Regions from separate parts of the Homo sapiens genome. Here region 1 is linked to region 2. The links are chromatin loops, found by intact Hi-C in ENCODE. Cell type or tissue: Caco-2. All regions are shown on one strand. Links, peaks and the distances in the headings refer to the core of each region. The heading gives the core; the rest is flanking DNA. Region 1 overlaps NOL10 (nucleolar protein 10). Region 2 overlaps NOL10 (nucleolar protein 10).

The links. Peaks named below come from ENCODE experiments on the same cell type or tissue, not always from the same donor. Only the 100,000 strongest peaks of a DNase experiment are listed, where the experiment ranks them.
Region 1: it touches region 2 in a loop (2.7-fold over the local background); 2 of 110 quality-filtered maps call a loop at or near these places.

Annotation. Positions count from the first base shown.
Region 1 is chr2:10,627,431-10,640,284 of GRCh38, reverse strand. The region is part of intron 13 of NOL10 (nucleolar protein 10); the gene reads left to right. Among named protein-coding and RNA genes, the nearest start is that of NOL10, 56 kb to the left of the region's middle. In Caco-2, for the core only: no CTCF peak of the experiment used is centred there; a DNase peak (open chromatin) is centred at 5,534.
Region 2 is chr2:10,578,644-10,591,497 of GRCh38, reverse strand. NOL10 (nucleolar protein 10) reads left to right here. Exons shown (of 21, transcript NM_024894.4): 18 at 1,747-1,920; 19 at 2,208-2,455. Among named protein-coding and RNA genes, the nearest start is that of NOL10, 100 kb to the left of the region's middle. RefSeq lists an enhancer at 1,106-2,305. In Caco-2, for the core only: no CTCF peak of the experiment used is centred there; DNase peaks (open chromatin) are centred at 6,517 and 7,107.

The sequences.
Region 1 (12,854 bases), core at 2,107-10,106, 49 kb before region 2:
CCCAGGGGTCTGAAAGCCTGCCATTTTTCATAAGATTTTATCAAACGTACCAAGTTGACGTTTGGCAGGAAGGTTCATTTGAGGCCTATAGAACCAAAGAAATGTGTGTTTAATGTATGATCCATGCCAAGTTTAGGAAGCCTGGACTGTGATTTGTATTAACATCTTATAAATCAGGTTTGAAAACTTTTTCCCTCCCTCTTTGGGGCATACTGAAGATGAAGGCAACTTAGTGTTCTTTTAGCTTGTTAATTTTTGCCTATCTGATATCATCTTTCTTGAGTAATTGAAATCTTTATAAACTAATGCAGTTCCTGATACACCACCTTCTGGCACTTAGATATCTCTGTAGCCAGCTTGTCCTTTGAGACCAAATGGGTTGTCTGCAGCCCCTGTCCCATTTTCTCAGTTCTTTCCTTATTTTTTATTTTTATTTTTATTTTTTTAATTCTCTCAGAGACCAGGTTCTATTGTTTTGTTTGTTTGTTTTCTCCAGGGTCTAATTCGTCTGCAGCTTCAGAGACTAATGCCAAGAATAATTTTTCAAGCTTGCTTTTTCCTCTGAAACATAATTTAATCTTAGGTTAGTTCTTTATAATTAACATCCTTGGCAACTATGTAGACTTCAGAGGGAATCCAAGTCCCCTATGGCACCCAACCCAAAACCTTTCTGCTTAATGGTGTTTCTGTTGGAAATGCTCCTGAATTCCGAGCCCCTAGCATATCAGGGCACTCCTGCAGCCACTCATTGCTTGGTGGTGGTGGTTGGGGTGTGAGTGATTGCTTGCTGCTTGGTAATGTGGATGTGTAAACTTGAGGAAAAATGTAGGAGGAAAACTATTTGTTTGGGAAGCTGTTTGATTTAGATGGAGTCTCGCTCTGTCGCCCAGGCTGGAGTGCAATGGCAGGATCTCGGCTCACTGCAAGCTCTGCCTCCCGGCTTCACGCCATTCTCCTGTCTCAGCCTCCCCAGCAGCTGGGACTATAGGCGCACGCTGCCACGCCCAGCTAATTTTTTGTATTTTTAGTAGAGACGGGATTTCACTGTGTTAGCCAGGATAGTCTTGATCTCCTGACCTTGTGATCCGCCTGCCTCGGCCTCCCAAAGTGCTGGGATTACAGGTGTGAGCCACCGCGCCTGGCCCAAGCTGTTTGATTTAGAAGAATAAAAGTAATTCAGTTGGCCAGGCATGGTGGCTCACGCCTGTAATCCTAGCACTTTGGGAGGCTGAGATGGGCAGATCACTTAAGGGCAGGAGTTTGAGACCAGCCTAGCAAACATAGTGAAACCCCATCTCTACTGAAAGTACAAAAATTAACCAGGCGTGGTGGTGTGTGCCTGTAGTCCCAACTACTCAGGAGGCTGAGGCAGGAGAATCGCTTGAACCTGGAAGGCAGAGGGTGCAGTGAGCCGAGACCACACCAGTGCACTCCAGCCTGGGCAACGGAGCAAGAATCTGTCTCAAAAAAAAAAAAAAAAAAAAAAAAAAAAGGCCAGGCACGGTGGCTCAAACGCCTGTAATCCCAGCACTTTGGGAGGCCAAGGCGGGCGGATCACGAGTTCAGGAGTTCAAGACCAACCTGGCCAACATGGTGAAATCCCGTCTCTACTAAAGAGACAAAAAATCAGCCGGGGGTCATTGTGGGCACCTGTAATCCCAGCTACTTGGGAGGCTGAGGCAGGAGAATTGCTTGAACCTGGGAAGCGGAGGTTGCAGTGAGCTGAAATCATGCCATTGCACTCCAGCCTGGGTGACAGGGTGAGACTCTATCTCAAAAAAAAAAAAAAAAAAAAAAAAAAGGGAATTCAGCTATAAGGGTATGTGCTTTGTTTTTGTTTTTTTCTTTTTTTAATGTCACTATTTAAGATGTTATAAAGAATAAATACTGCACCCAGCTTTCAAGAATGGCAGTTAGGTACTGTTACGTTACGTTACGTTACGTTACGTTACGTCACGTCACGTCACGTCACGTCACGTCACGTTACGTTATTTTTGAATGAGACAGGGTCTTGCTCTGTCACCCTGTCTGGAGTGCAGTGACGTGATCATAACTCACTGCAGCTTCATCCTTTGGGGCTCTAGCATCCTCCCGCCTCAGCTTTGTGAGTAGGTAGGACTACAGGCATGTGCCACCAAGCCCAGCTAATTTTTATGCTGTTTTTTTGTAGAGAGAGGATCTCACTGTGTTGCCAAGGCTGGTCTCAAACTCCTGGCCTCAAGCGATCCTCCCACGTTGGCCTCCCAAAGTGTTGGGATTACAGGTGTAAGTCACTGCACCTGGCCAGTTATTTTATTTTCAAACATTTTCTTAAGAAACTCCTATATTATTTCTATTAAAATATTTTGACTGTTTAAAATAAAACACTGATTAAATATTTTAACATTTACCATTTAATTTAAAATTTGGAAAGTACTCTTGGAGCCTGCAAATGAGGCGGTTAAAAACATGAAGAACCCTTCTAACTTGCACTAGTGCTTCTGCGTCTGTTCAGAATCGCACTGGAGCTTATCCAGCAGTTCATAAACCCACAAAACTCTGTCTTCGCAAATAGAGGACACTATGTGTTAAGAAGCATAAGGCCTCAAAAATACATACCACACAGCTTCACAGAGGCACGCAAACCAAAGGAAATGCACAATTGGAAGCCACATTTTTTGGAATGTAATAAAAGGTTGTTTAGTGAATGTTTCTAAGCCTCTCAGCTGAGTAGGTAGCACACTCCCCGCAGAGGTGAGGCCTTCTGACGCCATCACAGGGTTCAACGCTGGTATCTCCTCAGGGCTTCAGTCACTGGGCTAGGGCAGACATCTGTGCTCCTGCACCTGTAAAGATGGCAAGGCAGTAGGTGCTGCAGAATTTTAGGGGTTGTCAGGGAGATGCTTTTGAAATCATTATAGCTTTGGGAAGTCAGTTTTAGGGAAATGGCATGGACATTTTTCTAGTAAATGTATGAATATTTGCAGTCTGGCAGATTTTTTTCTTGCTCAATGAAGAAATACAAATAGATATTATAGTCTTTTTCTCAGGTTTTTTTCTGTAAGGGTTTTTGGTTTTAGTGTGTGTGTGTGTTTTTTTTTTTTTTTTTTTTTTTTTGAGACAGTGTCTTGCTCCGTGGCCCAGATTAGAGTGCAGTAGCACAATCAACCTCCATCTCCTGGGTCAAGCGATTCTCTTACCTCAGCCTCTCAAGTAGCTGGGATTGCAGGTACGCACCACCACACCTGACTAATTTTTGTATTTTTAGTAGACATGGGGTTTTGCTGTGTTGGCCAGGCTGGTCTTGAATTCCTGGCCTCAAGTGATCCACCCATCTGGGCCTCCCAAGGTGCTAGGATTACAGGCGTGAGCTACCACACCCAGCCTCTAAGGGTTTTGTGACAAAAACAAATTTAGGTGCAAACAATTTTAACTTCTGTCTGTGGTGAATTGAATTTGTTAGTCTAGTTCTAAACTCCATGACTATGTCAATGACTGTTGTCTGTTAGAGAGGTACTTATGGATACTTTTTAATCATCGCTATGTGATCTTCTTCCTATATAGATGGTATCTTTTTTCAAGTTCAGTATTTGAAACATTACTGTTCTGGTGTGTTTTGGCATAATTTTCCAAAGTCTTAAGAACACAGCCTTACTCCTCAGCTTCATTAAGAAGATACTTTTTTTTTTTTTCTTTGATTGAAGGTCGCACTCTGTCTCCCAGGGTGGAGTGCATTGGTGTGATCATGGCTCACTGCAGCGTCACAACTTTCTGGGCTCAGGTGATTTTCCTACCTCAGCCTCTCGAGTATCTGGGACTACAGGTATATGCCGCCACACCCAGCTAATTTTGTTTGGTGTTTTTTTTTTTTTTTTTTTTTTTTTTGGTTTTTTGTAGAGACAGGGTTTCACTATGTTGCCCAGGCTGGTCGCCAACTCCTGGGCTCAAGCAGTCTTCCTGTCTCGGCCTCTTAGAGTGTTGGGATTGGGATTACAGGTGTAAGCCACTGTGCCCGGCCAAAGATGCCATATTTTATCAGCTATCCAGAGTATATGTTGTTTTAGTTTAACGGTAGATTTGACAGTATCTTGAAAATAAGTGTCAAAAATTCCTGGATGGGCCAGGCATGGTGGCTCATGCCTGTAATCCCAGCACTTTGGGAGGCCGAGGCGGGTAGATCACTTGAGGCCAAGAGCTTGAGACTAGCCTGGCCAACAAGGCGAAACCCTGTCTCTACTAAAATACAAAAAAATAGCTGAGCATGCTTTGGCACGTGCCTGTAATCCCAGCTACTTGGGAGGCTGAGGCATGAGAATAACTTGAGTCTGGCAGACAGAGGTTACGGTGAGCCGAGGTCGTGCTACCGCACTCCAGCCTGGGTGACACAGACTCTCTTAAAAAAAATAAGAAATACATGAAATTCCTAGATGGACGAGTGTTTTGCTATTTTGTCTCTTAATATTTTTATTTTGTCTTCCTATATTATAAAAGTAAATGTAGGAGACCAACAAGTGCTTGTATTTGTTCAGTAAGGATATATTGAGTACGGTACTAGGCTGCAGGAATATGTTGGTGAAGAAAACCAACATGTTCTCTATTGTACACTCACCGCCCTTGTGAGCTTACAATCTAGGTGAGGGGTGGTGATAAACAGATCTGTGACTAAGCGCTGTGAAGGAAGGCAGCAGGGTTCAGTGGCTTCCTACGCATTTTCCCTAAGTCAAGGGTCAGGCACTTTGTATCAGTCTCTTTTTTATGTAGATATTTTATCAGCCCCCTTCTTCTGTGTAGATATTATATATAGATTTGTAAAAATCTCCCCCACCTTCATCTTAAATTTGAATTTCAGGGTTGGAGACTTGGTGTTTTCTTTGCCTTATGATCATAGCACATATCTGGGGCAAAATAGTGAATGACCATATTTGTCCCACAATCTCTGGAAACAAAAGAGAACAGTAGAGAGAATGTTGGCCGATAGAGAACGTAGAGGTTGAGCCTCTATAATCCAAAAATCTGAAATGCAGACGCTCCAAAATTTAAAACTCTTTTGAGTGCCAACATGACTCCACAAGTGGAAAATCCAAACATGAGACTTAACCTAAAGTCTGTTTCCTGCCAAAAATTATTAAAAATATAAAATGTTTAAAGGTATAAAATTACCTTCAGTCTGTGTGTATAAAGTGTATATGAAGCATGAATGAATTTCATGTTTAGACTTGGGTCTCATCCCAAGATATCTCATTATTTTTATACAAATGTTCCAAAAGCCAAAAAAAAAATCAAAAATTTAAAATCCTTCTGATCTCAAGCATTTTAGAAACAGGCTACTCAGCCTGTATTGCTTTTCCTGGACAGACGTGTACAGTCATCCTCCCTTTCTCCTTGAACATACATCTCATATGCACATCATTTTACTTTATCTCCAAGTGGTATTTAGAAACACAGTTGACCAGGCCTCCTTAAAACTCTGTGCCCAGCTTCTAGAAGGCCACATTCTCCTGGGATTCCTTCTTTCATCTAGTTATCTCTTTTCAGTCTTCACTGGCTCCTCCTCCTGCTGATAACGTCCTAGACTTCGGATCTTGCCTCTCTCCCCTGACCTCTGAATGTTAGTGAGCGCTAGGACTTAGTCCTTGTCTCTTCTTTATTTATATTCTCTCCCAGGGAGCTTGTTTATGCCTAGGCTTTATATAACTAGGCTTTATATAACAGCTGTGTGTTAATGACGTCCAATTTTCCCTCTCCAGCCTTCCCTCTGAGCTACAGAGGTACATATCCACCAGTCTACTCGGCTTCTCCACTTGGATGTCTAATAGCACATCCTGTTTAATGTGTCTACATCAGAACTTCTGATCCAGCTCCCCACCTGCACCCCACCTGCCAGGGTCTCCATTTCAGCTGAAGCCTTGTTGTTGCTCACTCGGCTGTCTAGGCTTAGAGCGCAGGAGCCATCCTTGTTTCCTCTCCTCTCCACTTCATGCCTCGTCATCCAGTCCATCAGCTGTTTGCAGATTTTGTTCCACATCCAGCCATTTCTCAGTGCTTCCCTTCCATCAGGCCTCTGGATTACTGTAATACTGGATAACTGATCTTTCTGCTTCTGCTTTTGTCTCTCTTGTAACCTATTTTCCATGTAACAGCCAGACTGATGTAAAATATTAAAAATATAAACAAAACAGGCCCAGTGCGGTTGGTCACACCTGTAATACCAGTGCTTTGGGTGGCTGAGGCAAGAGGATTGCTTGAGCCTAGGAGTTTGAAACCAGCCTGGGCAACATAGTGAGACCCCATTTCCACAAAAAGTTTTAAAAATTAACCAGGTGTGGTGACATGTGTCTGTAGTTCCAGCTACTTGGGATGCTGAGGCAGGAGGATCCCTTGAGCCCAGGAGTTTGAGGCTACAGTAAGCTATGACCATGCTACTGCACTCCAGCCTGGGTGACAGAGCAAGACCCTGTTGCTTAAAATAATAATAATAAATATATATATATACACACACACACACACACACATACATATAAACAAAACAAATATAAATCAGATTGTGTTACTCTTCTGCTTAAAACCTTCCAGTGGCTCATTATTTTGCTTACAACTTGAAAAGTCTTACATAATAGAAAAGCAGAAAGAGACTAAAGAATCAGATTCTGTTTTCTTCTCACTCAACAGAGAATAGATCTCTATTAAGCATTAATCTATTTACAAAGATCACCAAATAGTCAGACTGTTAAACCAAATCCTCAGCCACTGCCACCATAAATGGGGAATAACTTATGGGCTGTTAAACCAAATCCCCAGCCACTGTTACCATAAGTGGGGAATAACTTATGGGCTGTATATTAATAATATATCAATATATAATTAATACCAATGTTATGATACATTAATATATAATTAATATATCAATTATATATTACATAAGCTTTATTAGATAAGAAATTTAAAATTAGAGCCTTTTGCGGTGGTACCCACCTGTAATCCCAACTACTCAGGAGTGGAGAATCACTTGAGCCCAGTTCAAATCCAGCTTGGGCAACATGGTGAGAACTTGTCTCAAAAAAATAACGGAATAACTAAGTAAAATAAAAAAGAAAGACAGACACAGCCAAGTTCTGCTGTTCATTTGGATTCACCCCGCGAGCCAAGGACAACTGTGCTTGGATTTCAGGAGCCCAAGTATGTTACACTCTGATGAGGAAGTTTTCCTGGTTCTGTCAGGTGAGTGCATCAGGTATCTTAGTGAGACCTCCAAAACTGCTAAAAGATAACTTCCCCAAAACATGAAATCATGATTCTCATATAGAGATGAAATAAATACATCTTAAAATTTTAATTTAGGCCTAGTGCGGTGGCTCACACCTGTAATCCCAGCACTTTAGGAGGCTAAGGCCGAAGGATCACTTGAGCCCAGGAGTTTCAGACTAGCCTGGGCAACATAACCAAGACACTGTTGCTATTATTTTTTTAAATAATATTTTAAAATTTAAAAATTTCACATTTTAATTTAACCTGTAAATTAAATGAGGGAACCAGGCCCATGGTTAAATCAAAAGGTAAAATTTTAATTTAACTTTTAAAAGGAAAAGTGTAAAAAAGGACAAATTTACATGGAATAAAGTTATATTGAATTGGGAATGTGCAAGTAGACACAAAATGGTCTATTTTGGACTATTTGGGGCCTTTTCCAAAGGTATAAACTGTCCACCAGACATAATTCATTTGCATGTCTATAGACAATTATTTTGCATTGCTTCCAGTTACTTACAATTTGCAAAGTTGTAAAATAGGTCCTGTAGAATGAGAATCAGATGATCTTGCAGGGTGTACTCTAGACTGGGGTTTGGGAAACTACACACCAGCTGTCTGTTTTTGTAAATAAAGTTTTATTGAAACACAGTGAGCCCATTCATTTATGTATTATCTATGCAACTTTCTGACTATAATGGCAAAGTTGAGTAGCTGTGACAGAGACCATATGGCTCGTGAGCCCTAAAATATTTTCTCTTCGTTTATTTACTTCTTTACGTCTATATTTCCCCATTGTAATGTAAGACATGAATGCAGGGGCGTCATTTTGTCTTTTTCCCTGTTATATCCTCAGCACCTAAAGCAGTGCCTGTCATACTGTAGGCCCTCACTTAATGGGTGTGGAAAAATTAATGAGCACACAAGTGAGAGTGACCTGATTACTGCAATTTGGAGCGTCTTTGATAATGGTTGTGTACTTTGACCATGGCTGGTTTGCAGTGCTTCTTGACCGTACTTAATGCCAGATTGAAATTTTGCATTTGCCCTTTTCTGCTACTACTATTAAAATATAGAAAGGCACTCTGGGAGGCCGAGGCGGGCAAATCACCTGAGGTCGGGAGTTTGAGACCAGCCTGACCAACATGGAGAAACCCCGTCTCTACTAAAAATACAAAATTAGCTGGATGTGGTGGCACATGCCTGTAATCCCAGCTACTAGGGAGGCTGAGGCAAGAGAATCGCTTGAACCTGGGAGGCAGAGGTTGCAGTGAGCTGAGGTCGTGCCATTGCACTCCAGCCTGGGCAAACGAGCGAAACTCCATCTAAAAAAAAAAAAAAAACAGGGAGAACATGGTTCATGTGTGCCAGAGTATAATTTTCATACAGTAGGATTAGCATCAGTTCTTTGGCTCTGACAGTGCCTTCTTGTCAGCCACATCTGAGAATGGTGGTATGATGCAATCGTTGTGTTTGGGAGTGCCAACAAATTTTTAAAAGTAATACCTTGTCCAAAAGATTTAATAGTGATTCTGTTAAGAAGATAGGTTAATTAAACTTTTTTTTCCTATAAAAATCCAAAAGGAGAATATGAAAGCAAGGGCATTTAGCTTTTGTCTTAATTTTTTTGGAATTTGTGCAGAAGTTGGCTTTGCATCTAGAGTATGACAGCCTTATTGTATGTTTTAAAGATTGAAAAGAATGCCTTTTGTTTTTCTCTCCATGCTTTTAACTGGAGTTGCTGGGAGTGCTGTACACGTCATTCCCTAAGATTTGGGTTTGAATCAGGACCACGATTGGTCCAGCTGATGTATTTCAGTTCAAAGCCAACAATGTAGGATCATTTATGTTTACTAAATTGATATTCTGGAGAAGTCCCCAGTAAGAGATCTCTTTGCCCCATTAGTATATGTTGAAATGGCCCTGAATCTGTTAGTGTCCGTGTAGAATCCTAAAAATGATAGATCACACTTTCATCTAAAGTGCACATTTAAGCAGAGCCCTATTAGACATACTGACAGATGTAATTTTGCCAGAAATTGCTCTTTTATAGTACCAGTAGCAACATATTCTCTTTGTTTGGGAAGGTAGTGTCAGATGAAAAGAAAACTCTTCCCTAGGGAATTTATCAGCATACAAACGATGTTCCAGACAGAATGTAAACGGGAAAGTCGTTGCTCAAATCTTGTCCACACTAAAGGATTCATCAGTGTGCTTTAAAGGAAAGGGGAAGCTTTGGAGCATAGACCATCAGAGCTAGAAGGGATCTCCAAGGTCATCTAGTCCAGCCCTTAATTTGTAGCTGAGGAAGCAAGTTTTTGGGTTTTTTTTTGTTTTGTTTTTCCTGAGACAGTGTCTTGCTCTTTCGCCCAGGCTGGAGGGCAGTGGCACGATCTCAGCTCACTGCAAGCTTCACCTCCCAGGTTCACACCATTCTCCTGCCTCAGCCTCCCAAGTAGCTGGGACTACAGGCACCTGCCACCACCATGCCCGACTAATTTTTTGTATTTTTGGTAGAGACGGGGTTTCACTGTGTTAGCCAAGATAGTCTCAATCTCCTGACCTCATGATCCGCCCGCCTCAGCCTCCCAAAGTGCTGGGATTATAGGTGTGAGCCATCGCGCCCAGCTGCAAGTTATTGTTTAAGGTCAAATGGCAAGTTGGTGACAGCTGGATCTAAAAAGCATTTCTTCCTTCCACATTGCATAGTAGAAATAACTTAGACTTTGGAATTGGTTGGACCCGAGTTTGAATACCAGCATTGCCATTTATAAATGTGACCTTGAATGAGTTACTTATTCTCTCCGAACACTAGTTTCTTGAGCAACAAAAGAGGAATGATATTGTAAGGCATTTATGTAGAATGGATATACTCATTCAGTCATTTCTCATGTTCAGCTGATTTCTTGTAATGAACAGAATTCACGGGGTCCGTGGGTGGCAAAGAGTATTTGGATAAAATTAAGTCATTAAGCTGGGTGTGGTGGTTCATGTCTGTAATCCCAGTACTTTGGGAGGATGAGGTGGGAGGATCACTTGAGGCCAGGATTTCTAGGCAGCCTGGGCAACATAGTGAGACCCTCTTTCTGCAAAATGTTTTAAAAAATTAGCTGGGCATGGTGGTATGCATTTGTAGTTTTAGCTACTCAGGGGACTGAGGGGAAAAAGAATAATAATTATGGCATTGTGTGAGCATGGACTTTTATTTAGCTTTTAGAAGGGAATATCATGTTGAGCAAAATAAAGCTATACACGGAAAAGATTGTGACAAACTTGTGAATGTGAGCAAGGAAAATGAGTTAAGACATGATTTGGGATTGTTTAGTCTGATAATCACTTAAGATATAGATTGAGAGAGGTCTGTTGTGCCATTAGTTTTGCCATTGACTATTGAAACAGAAAGCAGTGATAACATCTGGTTGTTTAAATAAGAAGTCTGATTTTTTAAAGTGAAGTTCATTTTCCCCAATTATATCATCAAGGCGCACTCTTTGTACAAAATATGGCAAATACAGATGAGTAGAAGAAAACTCAAATACCCTTCCACTGCCTAAAGACAAACATTAACATTTTGCTGTATTTTTTCAATATTTAATCTGAAACTTTGTTAATATGGTTTCTTATCTTGTTTTTTTTCCCACTAAACATTTCTTTATTATTATAAACTCTTGGAAATTATTAAAAAATATATTTTCTGTATGAATATAAAGTAATAGTTATTTTTGAAAATACATAAATATCAGAAAAAGATGAAAAATTTATAAATCTCACTAGTCAGAGACATTCTTGCCAACATTTCTGTTACATTTTCTTTGCATTTGGGATATTTTAGTGGCTACTGATTGGATTTAAAGTGAAATCCTGTCAGAAGTTCATTTAGCTTACATCAGTTTCAATAAAAGCCCTTCAAGATGTTGGAGGCTGGAGGTGGAGGGGTGGTGGGGGGAGGGAGGGAGGTGTATGTAGGGGAGAGGTGGAGGGAGCAAGCGAGCATGTTTGCACTCTTAGGCAGTTTCACTTACGTGGCTGTCCATTCGCTCTGGGGGGCATATGTCCTGGACTAAACTTGAGATGAGAGGGCCTTTCTCAACCGAGAAAACGTGTTCCTAATTCCCTAAGGCATCCAGTTTATGTGATCAATTACCTTCTCCCCCATGCATTTAGGATGGCTCCAGTGATGGATCGTTGTTGGGAGAATTGAGAAAAGAGTTACTCGGTTATTTTTGTGTTCTTAGTTGAGATGAGGAAGACTGTTTGAAAAAGTTTGCTTAAATGTGTTGTTTCCTAATACTGCGCATGACAGCATCACACTGAGTGTGATTCTGGTCATTTAAGACATGGGATTTTTTGGTATGACGTAGTCACCAGGTGCAAGTCTCCTGCTGTATCTGGTCCTATTCTAACACCAGATGGAAATTCTGACGGGCCTTTCAAGTTTAGGTTTGCTTATATTCCATTTAGTCTTATCTGCTTGACTTTAGAACCTGATCTTTATATAAGAGATTAAACCAATGAAATTAAACTTCAGAAATATTTAATGCAATGGATAGAGTAGGAGAAGGGGAACAATTTTAAAAATACAGTTAGCGGAATGGGTGAGATGGTGCCTAGCAGCAGCAGCATCTATAACAAAAAGAGCTCTGTTGGTTTCAGTCAACTGTAAATCAAAGGAATAAAGGTTAAGTAGAATGTTGGCAGTGACTCCACTTGTGAATGGGGGTCGAGAATGTCAGGATAGCACAGTGAAGGGGCTGTCTTGGGGCTCTTCATGTGCAGAGTGTACCTGTGTGTGTTATTTCTGCTAGTGGTGGTAAGTTGGAGAAAGCTCAGAAAAGAATTCAAGAATTGTGTTTCCAGGCATCATCTAGATAGAGAAGGCATGATTTTAGGATCTAGGAAAAGAGTAAGATCATGCAAGAAAGCTACCTTGTATGAGGTACAGAAAATGATAGGACATTGGCCTGAAGACGAAAGTTTTCATTGTTTGAGGGTGTGGGAAGAGCTGTCAGACAATGGGAGGCAGTGAAGCACTCGCCTTTCACAGCTTCTAAAAGGAGGAAAAAGACAAATTTGAATGAAAAATATGATTTACTTTAAATTGAGTTCAAATTTGAATTCAGATGTATATTTTTAATTTTTTATTATTTTTATTTTTTAAAATTTTAACTTTTTTTAGATTCAGGGGGTACATGTATAGGTTTGTTACATGGGTATTTTGTGTGATGTTGAGGTTTAGGATGCGATTCAACCAGTCACCCTGGAAGTGAGCATAGTATCCAAAGTTGTCCCTCCCTCCCTCTCTCCCTCCCTCCCTCTCTCTCCAAAAGATGTGTTTTTTGTTGTTGTTGTTTGTTTTTTTTTGTTTGTTTGTTTGTTTGTTTTTTTTGAGACGGAGTCTTACGCTGTCACCCAGGCTAGAGTGCAGTGGCGCAGTCTCAGCTCACTGCAACCTCCGCCTCCCGGGTTCACGCCATTCTCCTGCCTCAGCCTCCCGAGTAGCTGGGACTACAGGCACCCGCCACCACGCCCGACTAATTTTTTGTATTTTTGGTAGAGACGGGGTTTCACTGTGTTAGCCAAGATAGTCTCGATCTCCTGACCTCGTGATCTGCTCGCCTCAGCCTCCCAAA
Region 2 (12,854 bases), core at 1,835-9,834:
CATCATTCTTATGTCGCCAGACTATTCACCACTCCCATCGGCTGGAAATGCTGTTTCTTCAGATTTCTACTTGTTGAAACCTACTCATCTTTCAAGCCCCCTCCCTGATGCTGCACCCCCCAGGGCCCCTCCTGGGGTGTCTTTTGTTGGGATTCCTTTTTCTGTCCTCTCCTGTGGCACTTTCAGCACTACCGAGCAGCCCTCAGAAGAGGCCTAGTAGCACGTGTTTGCAGTGTTTTTTCTTCCTTACTAGTTTAGGATCAGGAACTCGATCTTACCTTTCTTTTTCCCTTCGTTGTAAGTCTTTCTTGGAAATGATGTTTAATCAGGGAAACTTGCTGCATTTAATATCTTAGAATTTTAGGTAAGGGTTTATCTGTTTTTAGGTACATACAAATAATAAACAGGCCAAGTTCCTTAATATCTTATGATTTACTAAACTTTTGTATAGGTCTGTCACACAAATAATATTCAGAACTCAACTGCCTGCAATCTTGTTTACTCTCAACAGTGGAGAAATAGTAAAGTAGTCTGTTCAGCAGAGTCAGAGTCCATCACAAACAGGTCAGCTTTTTCCAGCAGTGTTCAGGGCTGTTTACTCTGATTGACAAACAATTCTGAGTAAGCCGTTTCATCTGGCTTCCAAGCCTGTAGCAGAGAAGGAACAATAAGACAGTCCTAAATGTGTAAGATTCTCTGTCATCTACTTAAGTGAACAGGTAAGTTTACAGTACAGTTTAGAAAACTTTCCATTGAAAATGGTACAAATAAAAAGGAATTTAGTATCAGTCCTGAGCTATCTAAATGGGTCTCAGTAGCCAAAGTTTTTGTATCTGAAGGATACACAATATCCTTTGACAACAATTAGTTGACCTGAGGGGGAATATTGATGAAACAACCCTGTAGGGGATGGAAACGTCCCTTCTGTTTCCCAGTAACTCAGCTGGAATCGGTAAACTGACATCACCAGCTTCCTGCATCCCACCATGTGAGTTACTGACTTTGTATACCTCCTCTCCCAGTTTTGGAATCTGAAGTTGAAAGAATTGCTTATTTTAAGTCAGTGTAGTAACTAAGCTTTATTTAAAAGCCCTGTTTTCAGTGGCTCATGCCTGTAATCCCAGTACTATGGGAGGCCAAGGCACGAGAAATTGCTTGAGCCCAAGAATTCAAGACCATCCTGGGCAACATAGTGAGACCCATCTCTACAAAAAATAAAAAATTAGCCGGGTGCGGTGGTGCACCTGTGGTCCCAGCTACTTGGGAGCCTGACTGAGGTGGGAGGATCACTTGAGCCCAGGAGGTTGGGGCTGCAGTGAGCTGTGATTGTGCCACTGCACTCCAGCCTGGAGTGAGACCGTATCTCTAAAAAATAATAAAAGCCACTTTTTAAAAACCTAGTATCTTCTTGAAAGGTGTTTTTTTGCATTAAAATGTTAATTGAAGAAATTCTTTCTAATCTGTTAAGCATAAAGTTAGCCAAAAGGGTCATTCTTGGCTCATTGTGTGTAATGGCCAAGTGGTGTAGAGCATCTGCAAAGTAGATTAATAGAGGTTGTTTTGGTGGTGGCAGCTAAAACCTAGGGGCACGTTGAAAGTCCTGGAAGAAATTTCATAATGAGTTAATAATGTATGCCTCATGCCGCTTATTAACTTATAATAGAATCAGTGTTTTAAAACCATGTTTCTGGTCAAATTTTAGTCAGATATTAACTTAAATTTTTACGTACTTTTTCCTCCTTGTAGAGTCTTCCTAATATTCTCACCGATGATCGATTTAAAGTTATGTTTGAGAACCCTGACTTCCAAGTAGATGAAGAGAGTGAAGAATTTAGGCTTCTGAATCCACTTGTTTCAAAAATTAGTGAAAAAAGGAAGAAGAAACTAAGACTCTTAGAGCAACAAGAACTTCGTGAAAAAGTAATGTACTCCTTATCAGTTAGAATTTGCTACTGTTTCTTTAATGTAATGTTTTCTTTGTAAGTTAGAAGAGTCTTTGATTATACTTGAGATGTAATTAATTCCATATTAAGTGTTTGACATTGGGCTTAGGAGTATTATCTTATTTATTTAAAGGCATTTCTCCTGATGCATGCAGTAGAGCAGCTGTTAGGCACTCATTAATGGGCCAGTGCTGCTTCAGAGAAACCAAGGGGTCTGTGTTTGACTGGGGGAAAGGAGTTGCTGCTTACTATTTTTATTCTCAGGAAGAGGAGGAAGAGCCGGAAGGAAAACCAAGTGATGCAGAAAGTTCGGAGAGTTCAGATGATGAAAAAGCCTGGGTTGAAGAGGTCAGGAAGCAACGCAGACTCCTCCAGCAGGAGGAAAAAGTGAAGCGGCAGGAACGACTCAAGGAGGACCAGCAGACAGTCCTAAAGCCCCAGTTTTATGAGATCAAAGCAGGAGAAGAATTTAGAAGCTTCAAAGATTCTGCCACAAAGCAGAAACTGATGAAGTGAGTAGCACTGCCTGAGCGCACAGTTGACATGTAACCAAGCCCTTGCTTTTCCTCTCTGGCACATTGCCCTAAAGATGACATTTCTGTCTTTGGATGATGGAGGTGCAGAGGGTGGAGGGGACGAGGGAAGCAGGGGAGGTAAGGCCGTGCAGGAGGTGATGTGAGGGAAGCACCCAGGAGGCCTGAGGGGAGCGTCGCTATTGAAGTACATTGGTCTCTAGGGGATTTACTTATTTGTCACAACTTTTTGAGGTATAGTTTACATGCAGTAAAATACAGGGTAGAGAGAGCCTTATGAGTATCAGTGGAACACTTTTAAGCTGCAGAAGCCACACACTTTCCTTGTCCTTGTTTTTTCCCCATGGGGTTCCCTCACCTACAAATACTTACTCTGTGCCCTACAGATCAGTGGTTTGAAGCCTTTTGGACAGTGGTTGCTAGGAGATGACAACTTTTCTGCTTCTTCACAAAGTTATTTTAAAAAATTAGAACCTCGGTTATGTTTACCCCATCTCACTTTACCTGGTTATTGAAAAGGTTACTTGGAAAATTTGCCAGAAATTTTAAGTCTTTTTCAGGAAAATTGAGAGATCGAAAAGAGTAGTATTCTAGAATAGGCAAATATGTAGAAAGAGGCAGAAAGTAGAATGGTGGTTGCCGAGTGTTTCATGGGTACAGAGTTTCAGGTTGGATTATGAAAATGTTCTGGAAATAGTTGGTAGTGGTGGTTGTACAACAGTGTGAATGTACTTAATGCTGCTGAACTGTCTACTTAAAAATGGTTAAAATGGTAAGTTTTATGTTATAAATATTTACCACCCTTCCAAAAAAATTAACCTTCCCCAAAAAAGGTAGTTTTATTTGAATAATTTTCAGTTGTCAGGAGTCTGAGTCAGGAACAAGCTAGGTGTCAAGCCCAAGTTGTATGTAAACTCTAAATTATGCAAGTCTCTGCTTTGAGAATTCCTAGGCAAAGTATTGATGCACAAGATTGGAATATGATAGACGGTCACAGGAGATGTCTTAAAAGAATAGTGGAATGTCTGGGGAGCCAAGGGAGCAGTCTTGAGGTGGAGCAAGAGGAGTGGGCAGAATAGACAAGGTGTTAGGCTGGGGTCAGTACATTTCTGTACCTTGTACTTCTCCAGCTCCCAGCTCTCCGTGCAGGAGAAGGTGTTTTCTCCGAAGTGGGAGGAGGAAAAGGGTGGGGAGGACATCAGTGAACAGGTGGAATTGTTTCTGGGGTTGAGATATGTTTTATTCATCTTTATTTCACCAGCTTCTAGCAAATATCTGCAACACCAGATGTAGTGAATCCTTGAATTTAGAATTCAGAAGCACCTCAAAATTCTGGTTCTGATGAACTAACTAAAGATATGTCCATGAATAAAGAAGCTAGTAGAGTTGACCCTTGAACAACTCGAGGGCTAGGAGTGCCAACCCCCTGCAAAGTAAAAAATGTGCATTTAGGCCGGGCACGGTGGCTCACGCCTGTAATCCTAGCACTTTGGGAGGCCAAGGGGGGGGCAGATCATGAGGTCAGGAGATGGAGACCATCCTGGCCAACATGGTGAAACCCCGTCTCTACTAAAAATATAAAACTTAGCTGGGTGTGGCGGCACGTGCCTGTAGTCCCAGCTACTCAGGAGGCTGAGGCAGGAGAATTGCTTGGACCCGGGAGGCAGAGGTTGCAGTGAGCTGAGATCACGCCACTGCACTCCAGTCTGGCAACAGAACTAGACTCCATCTCAAAAAAAAAAAAAATATATATATATATATGTGTATATATATATATGTATGTATATATATATGTATATATATGTATATATATATGTGTATATATATGTGTATATATATGTGTATATATATGTGTATATATGTGTATATATGTATATATATGTGTATATATGTATATATATGTATATATATGTATATATATGTGTATATATATGTATATATATGTATATATATGTATATATATATGTATATATATATACATTTAACTTTTTGTGTTATTTATTTTCACTAGAAAGTCTAGACCTAACACATACAACTTTTGATTTCCTGAAAACTTCATTTTTTTTTTAAACCTTCTTGGTGACTGAGAACCTAGAATATCCCCAAAAACTTTACTACTAATAGCCTACTGGTAACCAGAATTTTTAACAGTCAGGGGTCAATTACCACATATTTTGTATGTTCTATGTATTGTATACTGTACTCATACAATAAGATAAGCTGGAGAAAAGCAAATGTTATTAAGAAAATCATAAGGAAAGGAAAATATATTTATTCATTAGGTAGGAGAGGATCATTGTAAAGGTCTTCATCCTTGTTGTCTTCATGTTGAGTGGTCTGAAGAGGAAGAAGAGGAGGGATTGGTCTTCCTGTCTCGGAAGGCAGAGTCAGAAGAGGAGGAAGTGGAAGGGAGGCAGGGGAGGCGAGTAATGGTGTTAACTTTTATTGGAAAAACTGCGTGTAAGTGGAGCAGTGCAGTTCAAACCCATGTCATTCAAGGGCCAACTATAATGTTCTTGGTATCTTTTGAAGGTGTTTTCTTTACTGACCAACCTCACTTTTTAAAATAACCACTTTCTTGAGATATAATTTATGTAACATACAATTCATCTGCTTAAAGCATGCAGTTCACTGGTTGTTAGTAATGTAACATACAATTCATCTGCTTAAAGCATGCAGTTCACTGGTTGTTAGTAATGTAGCATACAATTCATCTGCTTAAAGCATGCAGTTCACTGGTTGTTAGTAATGTAACATACAATTCATCTGCTTAAAGCATGCAGTTCACTGGTGTTTAGTATATTCACAGAGTTCTGGAACTATCACCTTAATTTTAGAACATTGTCATCACCCCAAAAAGAAACCCCACGCCTTATGGGCAGTCACCCCACATTTACCCTACCCCATCTCCCATCCTGAGGCAGCCACTAGTTTACTTTTCTGTCTCTATCGATTTGCCTATTCTGACATCTCATGTAAAGGGAACTGTATAATGTGTGGCCCTTTGTGGCTGGCCTCTTTCCCTTAGCACAGTGTCTTTAATGTTCATCCGTGTTGTAGCATCTATCGGTGTAGTCAGCCCTCTGTATCCAAGGGTTCCTTATCCATAAATTCAACCAATATGGGCTGAAAATATTCAGAAAAAATTTGTAACTGTACTGAACGTGTACAGACTTTTTTCTTGACTTTATTCCCTAAACAATAGTATAACAACTATGCATGTAGCATTTACATTGTATTAGGTATTATAAGTAATCTACAGATAATTTAACATATAGGAGAGGGTGTGCACAGGTTATATGGAAATAACCACACCATTTTATACAACTTGAGCATCCATGGATTTTAGTATCCAAGGGAGGTCCTGGAACCAATTCCCCAGCGGATACCAAGGGACAACTCCACTCCATTTGTTTTTATTACCAAGTAATATTCCAGTGTATGTATAGACCAGTTTATATCCCTTCGTCAGTTAATGGACATCTGGGTAGTTTCCACTTTTTGGCTATTATGAATAATGCTGCTATGAACATTGGTTTATACAGTTTTACATGTGTTTTGCATATGTTTTCATCTATGTGCAAGAATTGGAAGAAATTGCTGGTCATATAGTAACTCTATGTTTAGCCTTTTCAGAAACCGGCAAACTTGTCCACAGGCTGTGCCATTTTACATTCTCCAGCAGCGTGTGCAGCCTCACTTTTTATACAGCTGTTATGTGTAGGTGTTTTACTGGGAGTCCTGCTTGGTTTGTGCTGTTCTGGTTCTGTGGAGTAAGTTTATTTGTTGAGTATATGCTGTTTTTGTCTTGCTCTATTTACTGCTTTATCTCTGGCTCTTGAATAAGTACTTAGAATAGAGTGGGCACTTGAGAAATACTTGCTGAAACTGTGAATCTTTTTTGCCATGACAACACATCAGGCAACTCAGAAGTTACTCCTTCAAGATCTGCTGAGAAAGGACTCCTTTTCCCCATAGCCATTGACCAGGAAAATCTGGGAGCAGTTGTTTTGAGTGTAACCACAGCAACAGGAGGCTGTGATTTGGGGGTAGGCGGTCTGACTAATCTCTCTAACATTCTTCCTTTTGCCTGGGGGCTGTAGTAGGATATGGAGGTATAAAACAAAGAGGATAAAAATTTGTATCTAAGAATAACCCATAGCGAGGTGAATAAACTGCAGTTAAACATTCTAAGTTAAATATCACCAAGTTAAACATTCTTACTAAGTTAAATATAACCAAGTTAAACATTCTTACTAAGTTAAATATCACCAAGTTAAACATTCTTACTAAGTTAAATATCACTAAGTTAAACATCCTTTTTGAGAACTATATAAGTGATAATATTTACATGAGTATTTGGTGAAGCATTAAACCACGATCCTTCAGAGAACTAAAGTGACTCTGTATGTTTATTCTGCAAGTTACCGCAAGCCAGTCAACAAGAGACAACATCAGATTGAATGTGTTATATTTAAATGTTCACTTGGACTTGCCTAGCTTTAAAATGTTTCTATAAAGGGAAAGGTGGATCGTGAATGGTAGCTGGAGACTTGAGTGAGCTGTCTGCGTTGCTTGGTGTGGTCATATGGCTTTAGATAAACACGTGTGTCTGTTGACACATATTTTTATGCCTTACAGTGGGCTAACTTTGTTTGTGAGTCTGTTCATCCACTTATCAGCCTCTCCACCACCCATTCATTCATCAAGCATTTATCAACTGCTCAGTGCGAGCATACCAGCATTCTAGACCCAGGGGATGGGAAGAACGACATGGCCTGCGTACCTGAAGCGCTCATGGGAAAGGAGCATAAGAAGGAAGGAGCTGAATTTGGGGAGCCTTGAAATCATATGGAAACTGGTTGTGGAAAGATGCAGAGTGGAGCATTCAGGGCTGGTGGGAAAGATAGCATTCCTGGCAGAGGCACGGTGCAGCCACAGGCAGGCCATGCGAAGGGTTGGGGGTGCCTTCCTACAGCCAGAGCATGGGGTGCCTGAAGGGGTAGCCGAGCAAGCACTGGAAAGCCACGATCTTACAGCTTAGATGAATGGGATCCAATCTATTCCAACCCCTCCCCTAGTGTTGTAAATACTTTTGTAATAAAAGCAGTGCATGTTTGTTGTAGCAAATAAAAACATAGGCATAAAAAGTCCCTATTCCCAGAAACCCATTAGCAGAATATCTCCATTTTAGAAAGACAATGTGCGGAGAACCTGGACACCCAGAGACCAGCTCTCAAACCATTAGAATCATCCCAGTTAGAAGGGCCACAGGCCTGAACGATGGGGTGGAGAGGAGCAGACAGACCAGAAGACTAAGAGTGAGAAAGAAAAAGGAGCACAAACTCCACCATCAGTTCCTAATAATATCAAAGGAGAAGGGAATAGTCAGGGATGACGTAGAGATGTCTAGTAATGTTGCCATTGAGGTAAAAAATACAGAATGCAAAATAGGTTTAAGGCTAAAAGTAATGAGCTGGGTTTTGTGCACATTAAATAAAGGAGCCCATGCGTCTTCTGTGTCACATTCAGTAAACCAATGGCAGTGTCCATCGGGCCCAGGAAGAGGAGGCTGGAGATGTCAGTTTGAGAGATACCAGCGTTTATTGTGTGGTCAAGATCACGAATGAAAAGAGATTTAGCGTCATTGTATAAAGTAAGATTAGGGCTAAGAATGGAAGCTTGGGGAAAAACAAATATTTTACTTGAATCTGTGATAAAATCCATACCATACACCTCTCTAGAGAAAAATACAAATGCCTGTGATGTATTTACATAGAATTTTAGAGAATTCACAGATGTACTGATTGCCTAGAACTAAAAATTCTGTTAGAAAGCAGACAGAGGAGAAGATGGACAGTAAAGATACTGGAGTTGTCAACAAGCTGAGAGGAAAACTGGAAAGGGCCAAACCTGGAGCGTGTCTCAGGGAAGGGAGTGGTCCTGACACCCATCGGAGTAGAGAGGCCCAGGAATGAAGGCTGGGAAAAGGCCAGTATGCGGATGGCCTCACTGGCACTCGTTTCTCAGTCCTGCCAAGTGGCCAACTGCAATAGAGACACAAGTGACTGGGAGATAGAAAACACAGTAAACAGTTAGTGTCGGTGAGTCTTTCAAGAAGTTTGGTAGTGAAAGAAAGGGATGAAAGCCAATAACTTGATGGAAAGCGGTTTATAGACTTGAGAGATGTGATTTGTTAGTAGGCAGAGAAGACTCAGCCACAGAAAGTGGGTAGTAAGGAATGGAGAGAATTGAGTCAGTTGATAAAGTGGCATCTGGTAAGGAACTGGGTGGCAGTGGGCCCGAGTACCAGGTAAGGAGAGCCTCAGAAAAGACAAGGTATGCATCCTCAGAGACATGGAGGAAAGAAGTCCAGATGCGTGAACATAGGGGACATCATTCTGGTTAGAGGTAGAAAGATTGGGAAGGCCATGCTTGTTGGCCTCAGGAATCTGGGCACATCAGCCTTTTCTGGTATCTGGAGCAGCCATGACCTGCAAGGTATAGGAGTGGAGCTGTGTGTGTTGGTGAACAGTGGAGAAAGAGAGTCCTTAGAATGAAAACTCTCCACGTTTCAGTAGATGGGGATAACTTCTCTCCTTGGGTAGTCAATATTAGCTGCCAGGCAGCCTTTCAGTTCCATTTATGAAAGCATTCTTTGAAGTACCTGCCCTGTGGTAGGTCCTAGAAATTCAAAGATGTTTAAGACAGTCCCTGCCTTTGGGGAGCTCATCTTCTTCACCGGGTAGCTTGGTAGCTTTGGGTGAGCTTTTTATCGTGTCTGCAACATTATCCACTTTGTGAATTAATATGGCATGTTTTTACTCTTCAGCTCACATTCCTCTGATAGTGGATAAGAGCTGAGGTAATGCAGCTTTGTTTTAATATAAGCATTTAAAAATCTAATCTGGAAAGTAATTAAATTCCAGGCTTACATTTTTAAAAAGAGAATCTTGTATTACTCAAGGAATACGTCCTCAGTACTATGTAGGCATGTTATCATTGTAACACTTAAGAGTGTGGGCTGAAGGTTAAAGCCTCTCCTGTCCCCCACCTCCCTCCCTGAGGTCATGGCTGTGTGTGCACCACACTTCTCTCTTTTAAAAAATGCATTCATTCCCGTATGTGTTCACACTCACACATCTATACCTGTAGCTTTTTTTCTTTAACATGAATGGTTCATACTCCTCATGTTATTTTTTGAGATGGGTCTCACACTGTCGCCCAGGCTGGAGTGCAGAGGCGCAATCATGGTTCACTGCAGCCTCGACCTGCTGGGCTCAAATGATCCTCCCACCTCACCCTCCTGAGTAGCTGCGACTACAGGCCACCACATGCGGCTAATTGTTAAATTTTTTGTCCAGATGGGGTCTCATTTTGTTGCCCAGACTGGTGTTGAACTTCTGGCCTCACAACATCCTCCTGCCTCAGCCTCCCAAAATGCTGGAATTGCAGGCATGAGCCACTGTGCCCAGCCTAATTATACTGTTTTAACTTGCTCTTTTTGTTTAGCAGCAAGTCTTGGAAACGTTTCTTTGTACGTACAGTAGGCTTACCTTCTGGCTGCATAAATACTTCATAAGGTGGGTGTGCTGGGATGTATGTTGTTCTCTGACGATGGGTGTTGAGGTTGCTGCTTTTTCTCTTTCCCCTTTCACAGTCGCAAATGTGTGTATGCACACGGACAAGTATTTCTTTAAAGCGTATTCCTAGTAGGAGTTTGCTGGATCAGCGGGGGTATGCGATAAGAGACTGCCAGATCACCCTCCAAAAAGGCTTGAGCACTTTGCACTCTGGCCAGAGCGCCTGTTTCCCCACACTCCAGCAACGCCGGATATTAAGAATCTTTTACATCTTCGTTATGCCTATAGATGAGGCATCAGATTTCGTGGTTGCCTGAGTTTAAGTCTCTTGAAATAGGGCCTTTGAAGCAACACATGGAAACGGAAAGCATTCAAATAAAGTTTTTACTAAACCTTATGGCATATGTAAATATTTGTCAAAGGTAGTTATTTAAAGCAAAGTACTTAAAATTAAATTTAAAAAATACTTAATCCTTTATCTGTGGATTCTCTTTCTCCATTTTCTAGTTTATTCCCTCCGGTGTAGACTATGGAGTGAGGGCTCCTTTAATTAGAGTTAATTAACTCTTCTCAATTTTGTCCTGAAGCACATGCCTTTATGAATATGACCTCCACCCCCACACCGCCCCTTCCATGCAGCGGGATTCAAAACCTCTCATCTGAGGAGCATTGAGTTTTAATTAAATATGTGTGTGTGCGCGTGTGTTCGTATTTTAAAACCCCAAAGTAAATTAGCCTCCCTGGTGCATCTAAATATTTAATTTGATTTTCTTCCTAGTAGTTTCTGCCCACTTTCCTTTTTATTTTAAGATAAATTTACTAATAATTTAGGTTCTTCCCCTGGGAGCCTTCTGCATTCTACACTGAGTAATTCTACCCACTTTCAACATTGTAAAGCCTGTATCTATTTTCTTAGCAATCACAAGTTTGGGGATTGTTTTTATCTGCTTGTTCCAATTAGATTTTCCCCTAGAATCCTTTACTATACACCAGTGAAAAAGTCCCCCATGGCTGTCAGACCTAAAGTAAAGCCTAGGCAGGGAAAAGAAGCAGGGGCGGGGCAGGGAGCGGGGGAGGGGAGAGGAGGGGGAGGGAAAGGCCAATTCTGCCATCCTCCTCTGCCACCTGCCAGTGTCCTGGAAGAAACATGCTGAGAAGCGCATGCAGTGTGGTGTTCTGCCTTTTGTTTTTCTGTTCAATAAGGAATTTTCAGGTGTTCCTACAGCAGTGTCTACTTAGGTCATCTCTGACCGAAGTCACACTCAAGAAGCAGGCTGTGGAACTGCTGGGTTAGCAAACGCTTTCAGTAAACTGACTTTCAAAGGGAGGGAAGTGGAACTTCTTTAATGTAGAAACCTCCACACACGGTCTCTGTCTGTGTCTGATCTTCTGCCATGGTTTGTTCCAAAACTCAGCTTGTCTTTCCAAATAGCCTAGACAGAACAAGTTTTTACAAGTGCACATTGAAAGTACATTGAGAGAAACCCCAGAATGTGTATGCCCTATCATGGAGGAAGTAAGGTCATTCTTAACAGAGTAATAATTGCTCACAATTTACTGGCAAAGTCTTTTTCTTCCTAAATTAGTGTTTTCTGTATACCATCTTCTCTCAGTGGTTCCATAGTTATTCAGAATTCCTGTTAACTTTTTTTTTTAAGTGAAAGCAAGTTTATTAAGAAAGTAAAGGAATAAAAGAATGGCTACTCCATAGGCACAGCAGCCCTGTTAACTTTGAAACCTCAGAGTTTATAGCTATGAAAAGAAAGAAGAAGAATGACATGAACAGGTTGAGGGATTTGCTGAGGCTCACATAATTCACATGCATGCCAGAGTCCGTTTACACTTCACTTTTGAATTGTTCGGAAAAAAAAAAAAAAAGCTAACCGAAATCTTCATTTCATTCCGTTTGTCATGTGGAAGCTTGTCATTGAGAATACTTAATGGACAAGTTTCCTGAACAAAACTGTGTAAATCAAGTATGGCCTGACACTTGCCTGGAAACCAGCAATTCTGAAATTGGAATCCTGCTTAGAACTGAATCCTTACGTGGCCTGCAGCAAGTCATTTCACATCTTACCTCCCTTTTTTGCCATCTATAAAGGATAAATACTTCTGTCTCAGGGATGTTGAAAGGATTAATTAGTTAGTCTATAAATAACTTTGAAGATGAAAAGTACTTTAAAAGTGCTTCTTAATAACATTATTGCTTAGAAAAGAGTGCCACTTTTATGCTAACCACTTTATGTCTCAAATTATATAAAGAAGGTATGTTTAGTACATTACTACGAGTTGTAAACTAGAGATAAATTTCACATGGTGTGAGCATCAAACATTAGCTTCAGAATTTCAAAGAAGCATCACTTTGTCTTAAGGATCATTTAGGAGCTGTGCTCTCAGTAATTAGTTACAAAGATCATATTTCAGGGAAAAAAAGACTCTTTCACACAGTTCAGCCTTTTTCTTTCTTCAGTCAGGTTTCTTAGCCATCACTTTAAAGGGCTGCATTGAATTTGATCTGGGGCAGGGAGGACAGGAGACAGTATACTATTTTTGAGGAGGGAACAGAATAGAAGAGAACCATATTCTTTGTCTTCCCTCGCATCTCTCTCAATCTTATCAGGGGGATAGGAATCTATTGCTTTAGCCATTTCTAGAAAAGTTAGAGTAACTGTTTAAACTTACTGAAAATATATATCATTAGGCTTAATTCAGTTTATTTCCCTCTAAACCAAGTTAACAAAAAGGGCCAGTGTTCTAGTTTATAATAAAACATTATAACTTGCAGTGAAGTTTCA